Regions from separate parts of the Mus musculus genome. Here region 2 is linked to region 1. The links are chromatin loops, found by intact Hi-C in ENCODE. Cell type or tissue: heart. All regions are shown on one strand.

Region 1 (5,000 bases):
GTTCAAAGTCTGTATTTTTCTCCGCTGGGGAACCTTGGGGTACCGGAGCTGGGGCCAGGTCAGGAGGGAGGCTATCCGGAGCTAAGAGTCGCTCCTCCGACGTCTTCATTCTGTAGAGTAAGCCCCCGGAAGGCAGAGGTCGGGCAAGTCTCGCTGAGCCGGCTACCAGCTGCCGAGGCTAGAGTGCATTACCGTTCCCAGGGATGCTCAGAGACCGGAGTCCGCTTTCCTCTTCCGGAAAATGTAAGCCGAACCTAAAGCAATCACCAGGGAACGAGTGTCCAAAGCCAAGCGCCTAGGGTCGCTAGGCGCCGCCAGGGCTTCTTGCTCTCGCGGGAGTCGGGCCACCTTCCGATAGGCTCTCCGCATCCTCCTCCGATTCCGAGCGGGAAGGCGGGAAGGAACGACTTTGCCTACACCTCAAGCGCTGGAGAATTCCTAGAGGTTTCTGGGAGTTGTAGTCTGAACTCTGGGCCTTGGCGAAAACTACACGAGCGCCCCCTACCGTCCCCTGGGGGTAATTCTTAAAGCGCCTATCCTCCCTGGCCTGCAGAGGGCGCATAATTTCTACAGTTTTTGCCCCTCTTGACTATCTTGTTTTGAATCCCGTAACCTCAGGTTTCCTTTCTCCCCATCTCTCCCCCCTTCTTGTTCCTCTCTTTCCCTTTCTCCCCCGCCCTCCCTTCATTCATTCGACATTTATTATCAAGTTCTTACTGCCTAACCCAGGACTATACAAGGCATTGGGAAAAAAATAGCAATGTTTTCTAGTTCTTAATCTCCATAAAGTTTTCGTTGCTGTGCAATTAAAGGCTGTGAAAACAGTCTTTACAGAGAGTGATAAGGACTGTACAGGAAATTAAACACGGTGGTGCGATACCAAGTATCTCGGAGAACACGTTAGATTGAGATACTATGAAAAGCCTTTCTAAAGTGACATTTTAGCTAATGAGGGGAAAAAGAACTTAGGGGCCCGTGTTGGTTCATCCCTGTACTTGGAAGGCCTAAAGCAGGAAGACGGCCGCGAATTCCAGGCCAGCCTTGGCTACAAAGACTCTGTCTTAAAAATCCAAAAAGATGGCTATGACTATCTAGCTGGATAGGAAAGAGCACAGAGCTCAGAACAGTGGCGGTCCACTTACGATAAAAACTTAATTCTTTCCACTCTTTATACTTGACACAGAGGCAGGAGTCCTCCGAATCGGTTTCCACCCATTTTGCCCTCACAGCTCTATATCTTAGACGACTTTTCACAAAGCGTTCCTGCTGAGGGCAACATCTCAGGGAGAATCCTGACTCTGCAAGTCCCCGCCTCCATTTCTTGCCCTCAACCCACGGAAGGACTTGCCCTTACTTGTTATGGCGACTATCCAGCTTTGTGCCAGGAGTCTCGCGGGGGTTGCTGGGATTGGGACTTTCCCCTCCCACGTGCTCACCCTGGCTAAAGTTCTGTAGCTTCAGTTCATTGGGACCATCCTGGCTGTAGGTAGCGACTACAGTTAGGGGGCACCTAGCATTCAGGCCCTCATCCTCCTCCTTCCCAGCAGGGTGTCACGCTTCTCCGAAGACTGGGTAAGTAATTGATGAGCGTGACGAGACCTCTCGGTCACTGGCTCTCTCCGTTTGCATCCATAAAACTAGAGAAAACCGTGGGGTTTGGGGGTGGGGCAGTGGGGGGACTCAGCGCGATGGAGATGGGCGGAATGGAAGCTTGGCGGGCGGGATGAACGGGAGTGTATATGTCAGATGCTGTAGTGAGGGTAGCTGATGATGATGATGTTAGGACCGACGAGCCTCACTGTCATGCACCTGCAAAGTAGAGCATATAGGGACCACTGAGATGGCCTAAGGGGTTTTCTCTCCGCTACGCGTTGTACACACTTATCTGCCCGCTGCTAGGTGATGGAAGCTCCGGAAATAACATGCACAAAGCACCAGGATTTAAGATTTTTCGAGATTCATAGCTTAAGACTTAAGACCCCCCATAGCATCCTAATGAAACCCTGGGTTCCGTTCCTGGATGAGATCGGGGTGATCCGGGGAGCCTTAGCTGCTAAGGTCCCGCAACTTCCGGACCTTTGTCCCTGGAGTGATTTCTTTTTTTTTCCAGCCGCTTCTCGACCCTGCTAGATGAAGAAAATCCAAGAAAAGCCTGAAGCACTAGCGGTGCTAGCCAGAAGTATTTGCCCTCGGGGCCCGACTCAGCCTCTTGGTCTGAAAGGCCCGCCGGCCCTGTTATTGTTTGGCTCCTTTACGTTTCTGCCGCTTGCAGGAGCATTTCCGGTTTCTTGTTTTCGGAGCAGATCACTGCTCGCCCGGCGACGGGGGAGTAGCGAAAGGGGAGAAATGGATTCTAGGCTGGTTCTGTGGTTTGAGGAGGAAAACTGCTGTCCTCGACATCTTATTTTTCTGGATTACTTGGTTATTGCTTTTGCAAAGGAGGAGGTGTTTATTTAAAAGAGTGCGCCGATAGGTCGTTTCTTCCTGCCGGAAAAGCAAATTACCGAGTATCCGGTTTTAGGGTGAGCCATTCCCTTGCTTAACGCATTCCGCGCGTCCTGAAAGCGGAAGGGGCGGGCTTGGGCCCCGGGCGCCCGGCGGTCCTAAGTGCAGTCAGCCCGCACCATCCGGTTCTTCCCAGCGGGAGGTGGCGGGACTCTGCCTGGGCGTGGGCTATGCCTGTCCCCGCCACTTCAATTTTTAGAACAGGTCATTTCATTACAGTTTCTTATCGCGCACCAGACATCGTGCGTGCCTTTTTTTCTTTTGTAAAAATACTATTTCCACACTGCACTTGGATCGGGAAGTAAATTTTTTTGTCCATCTGAAGATTTAGTTTCGGTCTAAAGAATAAATGATAGGTAGACCGGGAGGCGGGGGGACTTTGTTTTCGTGGCTTCAGCTGTAAAGCCGTAAGGAAGACTAGATCCTCCAGTTCATTGAGAAAGTATACAAATGACTTCACTTAAACTTTGACGCGCGAAGGGAACCCTAGCTGTGAAGGTTAGACTGGACAGCCACAGCGGTCCAGGGATGCCTTCTTATGCAAATAGCCTCCCTGCTCTTGCAATCTCTTTGACTGGATTTAGTGAAGGACTCTCTTGTGAATGTTAAAAGATCCCAACCCGAAGTCAAAAGGAGGTGCCCCTAGGCCCCATCTTGTTTACAAATGTAGATATATGTAAATTGGTTTTTTTGTTTTTTTTTTTTTTACATAAAGACAACTTTGGAAGATATTTACCCTGCTCTTCCAGTTTCTCTTCTCTGAATAATTTACTGCAGAGGGGTTTGGGAATGTCTGGGATGGGTAGTATATGCACTTAAATTATGCTTAAATCATCTGTAGCTTACATATGACCCTGCACTGTAAATGTTATTCAAATAAATGTTACCGTGTTGACTGAAAAAAGGAGCCAGGCTGGACTGGGACCGGGTGCTGCAAGCCTTTAACCCCAAAGCTAGGGAGGCCGAGGCAGGTCAATATCAGAGATTCAGGCCAGCCAAAGATATGCAAGGAGACCCTATCTCAAAAAGAAAAATATGTCACGTATGTTAATATTCACACTGACACAAGATAACCTGCTGCTACAGTTGAGTAGCAGTGGGAAGCCTCGACAGTCTCGAGTTCCAGACCACAGTGTCCAGACCATACATAGAGGGAGTTCAAGGTCATCCTTCCCTGGGTAGTTGTAAGCTGACTTGAGATAAATGAGAGTGTCTTCAAAAACAGAGAAAGAGTACAAAAGTTAACATTGGCAAACCAGAGCCTACTGGCCTTTCTCCTGATGGGTAAATGAGGACGTCTCGATGGCCCGTGCCTTTAATGCTAACACTCTTGGGATGCTGAGGTAACTTGGGCTACTTAGCAAGACCTTGTCTCAGAAAGGCAAACAGCTGGAGATATGGCTTGGAGTAGATTATTTCACCTGGCAAACATGATACCCTTGGTTTAAATCCTGAGACCACAAAAAACAGGTTAAACCCAGCTTGACCAAGTGCCATTGGTCCATGGATTGCTGTATTGGAATCAAACAGAAATCTATGTCATTCACAGCAGTAACCTCCTGGGAATACTTCAAGAGACGGAGAAAGGGCGACTGACTGTGCCCTCCGTCCTTTTTCGCAATCCTTTATTCTGTTCGAATCATAATTTGTTTTCCTGAGACAGGGTTTCTCTGTGTAGTCCTGGCTGTCCTGGGACTCCCCTCTGTAGACCAGGCTGGCCTCCAACTGTCTCTGCCTCCTATGTGCTGGGATCAAAGGTGCCTGCCACCACCGCCTGGCTTCTTAGAGTTGGGACAAGCCTCGAAGTAAGTTGGATGCCTAGGATCCCAGCACTACTGTGGTTAAGACAGTAATGAATTTAAGGCCAGCCTGGGATACATAGTGAGACCCTGTCTCAAGAAAGGGGGAAATAAGTTCCAAAAGTGACATTTTCCAAGGTGCGAAAGCGATGGTTCCTTAGAGAAAGTGACGTTGGAAGGGACAGAAGTAAATTTGACTCCTTAGTTATTAATTTGGTATCGATTTGAGACCTGGATAAAAAGCTGGTAAGCTTTAGGAAGGAAGGTAACGGTGGGCACGCATCTTTACGTCTTGGTTGGTTGGTTTTTTTTTGTCTCTGGCTGATAAAAGTAAACCCACTGTCTTTGTCTTGGTGCAAGAGAGGGCTACTACTAGGCTATTTCAAAGTTTGCCAAATAAACACTTACCATGTTCTCTTGTATCCACGTTTTAGTTACATAAACAGTCTTAAACCAGATGTGGTGGCTCACACCTGCAAGCCCAATGGTCAGGAAGCTGCAACAGAAGAAGTGCCATTGTAGCCGAGCCACAGAGTGAGGCGACTGTCTCAGAGTACAAAATAAAACTAAATCAAACATAATGGTCATCTTTTATCACACTGAGTACGCGCGCGCGCGTGCGTGTGTGCGTGTGTGTGTGTGTGTGTGTGTGTGTGTGTGTGTGTGTGTGTGTGTGAGTGTGTGTCGAGCTCATGC
Region 2 (5,000 bases), 100 kb after region 1:
CTACAGAATGAGTTCCAGGACAGCCAGGACTACACAGAGAAACCCTGTCTCAAAAAAAAAACTAAATTAATTAATTAATTAATTAATAAAAATTAAGGCTTAAGATCATTTCACGGATATTCTGGAAGCTTTGCTCTGCTTTTCTTAGGCTCACCATGGCAACAAACTCCTGGTGCTCCAGGCTCATCACCCTTCCCATTTCCCACCTTACCCGAGTCAGGGTCCAGAGGAGACTTTGGGGTCCACCTTAGTCCATCTTCCTCCATGGGGGGCCCAGAGGGCACTGGTGGAGACCCTCTCATCCCATCCTCTGCCATGAGAGCACCTAGCAGACCCAGCCGGGGTGGGGGTAGCCCCCGGGGGGAGTCAAAACGACAGCAGGGTGATGGCACCTGTGGCGTTGCACCCCCTTCCTGGGGTGAGAGATGGTTCTTGGGGTGCGCGAGGTTCCGCCGCCGGCCTCGGTGGCGCCCCCAAAGCTTCCAGTGGAATGTCAGCGAGGTGCTTTTTGAGTAGAGCAGCATCTGGAAGGCTCTCATGGCTCGGCGCCGGCGCTGTGAGCAGGTTTTTCTATGAGAGGGTCGGAGAGCTCGAGAGCGCTGGGAGGCCCCCAGTTGGCCCCACCTAGGGGGTAGCCTCCAAGCTGCTACTTCCTCCTCATCTTCCTCCTCTTCCTCTTCCTCTTCTTCACTAGCTGAGGCATCAAAAGATGGCCGGGGGGCAGGGAGGCGTCTAGTTGGCACTGTGGTCCCAGACCCAGGATCTGGCCCAAAACCACCACCGGACTTGAGCCGGGGCTTAGGGGGTAGGGGCCAACGAAGACGCTCTCGCCTGGGATTTGAGTAAGTGGTGCCGGGTCCCGGAGGCTCAGGCCCCCAAGACCCGGTCCCCTGTATAGTCTCTTTCATCTTTCAGTACCCTGTAAAACAAAAGTTTGATTATCCAACTGAGGACACCCTACTCCTTTCTCCAAGATCGGAACTGTTCTTCAGCATTGTCCCTCTAATCTCAGATACAGCTAAAGACAAATCTAAAAACTCATAACTTCAGCTCTTCCCAGCCAACCTCGTCCAGAAGGAACTGACTCTGCCATCATTTCGTCCCTTGTCCAGGTAGAGAAGACAAAAGAAAATGACTGACTGGTAGGCCTTAGATATTTTATTTTTAAGCTCTTTGGGTGAAACCCAGTATTTCCAGGCTCAGCTTTAATGCTACTATGGATGTCCTTGGGACAAGTCTGAAGGCTGTTTTGCTAAGAGAGATGGCTCAGCACAGGAACCCAGACACAGGTACCTGGGAAGACAACTTTCACCAGGAAAACTTTGGTCCCCTGTGGGAAGTTCCCTTTCGCCCTGGAATGATATGGGGGTAGGGGGGGAACACACACGTCTCAGGTATGGGGGAGGGTGGTGCGAGGGCAATGGCTCAGGAAATGGAGTGATGAGAGGAAACGTTGAAGAAAACTGCAAGCGAACCGAATCGGTGCTTAGCGACCGAATTAAGGAGATGGGACAGAACGGAGCCGTGGGGGCCAGGCAGACCGGCCCCTCTCCAGTCTTCTCCCAGGAGACCTGATCGCTTCCCGGCCCCAGTATAGTTTGAAAGCTCGGGCGACTCGGCACACAACAGTCTTAAGTCCTTTAAAGGGCTTCCTGGGCCCAGTTAGGTGCGAGCGAAGACCAGAAATGGAAGAGGCCACAAGGGCGGGGGGAGGGGAAGGGGCGTCCTCACCAGGAGCGGGGAAGCCGGGCACACGGGCCCCAAGGCGGCTGTCTCCGACTTAGGCTTTCCGGCTCATCTTTCGGACGGCGGCGACCCCGCCACTCCTGCTATCCTCAGGCGGAGCCGTCTCAATTCACGAAGCCAATGCTCGTGCCGCCCCACTGCGGCCGCCTCTAGCGCGGCTCTAGCCTCCACCTCCACCTCCACCTCCAGCACCGCCGCCACCCCTCCTCCTCCTTCCCCTCCCGCGAGCCCCAGGCCCACCGCCGATGGCGGCGCGCAATTAGTGCGTCACACCCGGCGAGCAGCGCCGGCTCGTGCTCAGTCCCGCCTACCTCAGCGCGTCTAGGCCACCGGACGGTCCCGCCCTCGAGCTCTACGCGGAGCCGAGCCTGCGCACAGTCGCCTGGCTTGCCGCGTGTGGCAGTCCCACGGCTCGCTCTTTTACGCCTGCGTGTCGCGCCTAGCCTCACGCTCTACGTCGCAGCCACACGGTACTCCCTGCTCTTCCGTGGCCTGAGCTTTGGGTGATCTAGTGGGCTTCCCAGTGCATGGCCAGAATGTCAGGGGCCCCGCAAGGATTGGACCAAAGCTAGGCGCTTAGGAAAACGGAGGCCGAACATTGGGTTTTGAGGGCTTTGTTTTTAAAAACAAACAAACAAACAAAAAACAGCTGGGCGTGGTGGCGCACGCCTTTAGTCCCAGCACTTGGGAGGCAGAGGCAGGCGGATTTCTGAGTTCGAGGCCAGCCTGGTCTACAGAGTGAGTTCCAGGACAGCCAAGGCTACACAGAGAAACCCTGTCTCAAAAAACGAAAAAAGAAAAAAAAACAAAAACTTTAAGCAGGGCGTGATTAAATAGTGAGACACGACCGGTGTGCCAGGGCGTCCAGTACATACAAACTTCCCGGATACCAGTCTGATCGTGGAGAGCCTTTCGTTTATTTGTTTGTTAGTTTGTTTGAGACAGGGTCTCACCATTGTAACCCCTGGGTGGCCTGGAACTCACTATTTAGACCAAGTTGGCCTCGAACTCATCGAGATCTGCCTCCCGAGTACTGTGATTTAAGGCGTAAAGCTCAGTGCCCAGCTCGGAAGTGTATAGGAGAATGGGGAGGATGAATGGCATGCATATCGAGGCACCTAACATATATCTTTTTCTAGATAGTAACAAGAATTTGGACGCAATAGGTGAAATACTGAAAGCCGGGCTTCTTGTTAATTGAAGCAGAGGGTACTTGAAGAGTTGGATAAGGTTTTCCCTAGCAGAGACCATAGTCTTTCCTCAACCTGCCGCTAGATGGTGCTGCTGTTCTGGATGCATTCCAGTGGACAAGGCTTGGCACAGTGCGCAAAACCCCCTTCGCACACACAACAAAAGAATTTGGGGCTGTGTGGGAGATAAACACAAAATATTCTACTTTTTTAATATCCATGGAGTCAAAGCCCAGATAGTGGGAGCGGGAAAGGCAAAGGGAGGAACAACAGTCAAGGCAAAGCCATGGAGAGCTGTTCTTGACCGTTCCTTGTCCTTTGTCTAGCCAGTTTTTGGAATGGGAAATCCCCACCCCCTTTATAACAATCATAGTTTCACAAACCCCAGGAATGTTCCATGCGGAGAAAGGCTAAGTTTTGCGTTTGCCCGTGGAATTTTGACAGTGATAATATCCCCTTGATGTAAATGAAAGACACCTGAGGGTGGGGGAAAAAAACATTTCAGACGCTTCGTTCTGCCTGCTCCAGCCCCTCCTCCATTTTGATTTTATGTTTTCAGTTTTTTGTTGGGGAACATGTGCATGTGTGGAGATCAGAAGACAGCTTGAGAGTTGGTTCCTTCCTTTTGCTCTGTGGGTTCTCGGAATCAAACCCAGGAGGTGAGATGTAAGGGATGGAGCAAGTTACTTTCCTAAGTGAGCGGTCTCACTGGCTTTGTTGAATTTTGAAGGCAGTCTCACTCTGTAGCCTAGGCTGACCTTGAACTTTAGGCTAACCTATCACATGGGCTTCATATGTGGGATTATAGGCACGAACCTAGTTGTTCATAGGCGGGTGCCTTTTCTCCCTGCAAGGACTTTGGCATCTTGTTCTTGAGTCTTCAGATTTGCCTCTCCACCCCCGTTCCCAACTCTCTGGTCTAACTCCCCACTCCAAGTCAGCTCTGCTACCTCATATCAACACTCCACGGAGCCCACAGTTCTCACCTGCACTGTAGCAGCTATTGTAGGCACGGTCAGGATCAGAAGGCATACTTCTGATACATCGGAATAGAGTTTCTCTTCTCCCTTGTCCTTCCCGAGATACCACCTGACCCATTGTGAAAGTCACATCATGAAACAGGACCTGTCAGAGAAGGGAGACGCTGAAGAAAACCGGGATGGCACCATTCAGTCCCTGGAGGCCTCAGGAGCACTGGCAGTGGAGCCAGGCAATAAGGAGGGGGTTTTCTAAGTTTAGTATGAGCAGAGGGATCAGGAAAACCCTCCTTACAGACAGGGTACATAGAAAGAAGAGTGACAAGCCAGTCTCCATGTCCACACGGCAGGCTCAGGGCTTATCTGGGATTACCTGACTATAGAGCAGATAAATTCCAGTGTCCCAGACTCGTACAATGTCTCCCTGGGCCTCCAGGCCTCTCCCACGCCTAAGTACTGGTTGCCACATCACCTCTGTCACGTCAGAGTCTGCTAGAGGTGAGGAGTGTGCAGGTCAGCATTTCCTTACCCTCAGTACATGAGCTCTCTCCCTTTTCAGTTCTAGGGTTCTCTTGGCCCCAGCCCCACAGTTCCTGGTTGGTGCCCCTCCCACAGTGCCGTTATTTAAAATAGTGCTTACCCTTGGAGGTAATGTTAACTGGAACAAGATGCAGGACTGAGTGCTTCTCTAAGGAAAGAAGGAGGAAACAGCAGTGTTGACCTGCCCTGGAGTCCACCCTCACCTCAGCCCTGCTCCGCATCCCTCGTGCTCCTGGGTCACCGCCAACCGCACCGAAACCCCAGGGCTCACTCACTCTTGTGCTTCTGGGTGAGTACTGCTCTCCTTCTCCGAGATTTCGCCCCATCCTTCCAGGCTTCCAGGACATCAGGACTCTGCTCATGAAAGAGGGCCAGAGTTTGACTAAGATGTTAAGGGTCTCAGACAACCTTCTTCCCAGCCCTCCTCAACACCAGGAATAACTGAAATGTATGTATCTGTCATAGGCCCCTGATCTGGGCACTGACTGCCTTTCAGGGTGTTTATTTTCCTTAAATGGCTGTTCCCTTGACTTCCAAATCTAGATCC

What was found. Hi-C counts contacts between places; a loop is a spot of excess contacts. Peaks named below come from ENCODE experiments on the same cell type or tissue, not always from the same donor. Only the 100,000 strongest peaks of a DNase experiment are listed, where the experiment ranks them.
Region 2: a loop joins it to region 1, with 2.5 times the contacts of the local background. A loop is called at or near these places in 2 of 42 quality-filtered maps.

Annotation. Positions count from the first base shown.
Region 1 is chr11:69,578,944-69,583,943 of GRCm38, forward strand. Wrap53 (WD repeat containing, antisense to Trp53) reads right to left here and starts at 306. Exons shown (of 10, transcript NM_144824.3): 1 at 1-306. The coding sequence starts at 109. Trp53 (transformation related protein 53) reads left to right here and starts at 1,416. Exons shown (of 11, transcript NM_011640.3): 1 at 1,416-1,572. In heart, a CTCF peak has its summit at 2,639; DNase peaks (open chromatin) are centred at 418, 1,398, 2,278 and 2,568; H3K4me3 peaks cover 3,973 bases; H3K27ac peaks cover 3,620 bases.
Region 2 is chr11:69,679,932-69,684,931 of GRCm38, forward strand. It overlaps Senp3 (SUMO/sentrin specific peptidase 3), which reads right to left and starts at 2,039. Exons shown (of 11, transcript NM_030702.4): 1 at 1,732-2,039; 2 at 212-919. The coding sequence starts at 908. Tnfsfm13 (tumor necrosis factor (ligand) superfamily, membrane-bound member 13) reads right to left here. Exons shown (of 13, transcript NM_001159503.2): 9 at 4,729-4,807; 10 at 4,554-4,601; 11 at 4,287-4,402; 12 at 3,923-4,061; 13 at 2,646-3,413. The coding sequence ends at 3,304. Tnfsf13 (tumor necrosis factor (ligand) superfamily, member 13) reads right to left here. Exons shown (of 6, transcript NM_023517.2): 2 at 4,729-4,807; 3 at 4,554-4,601; 4 at 4,287-4,405; 5 at 3,923-4,061; 6 at 2,646-3,413. The coding sequence ends at 3,304. Tnfsf13os (tumor necrosis factor (ligand) superfamily, member 13, opposite strand) reads left to right here and starts at 2,101. Exons shown (of 3, transcript NR_166809.1): 1 at 2,101-2,216; 2 at 4,473-4,742. In heart, a CTCF peak has its summit at 3,014 (motif pointing right); DNase peaks (open chromatin) are centred at 600, 2,090, 3,020, 4,520 and 2 weaker places; H3K4me3 peaks cover 3,108 bases; H3K27ac peaks cover 3,670 bases; H3K27me3 peaks cover 147 bases.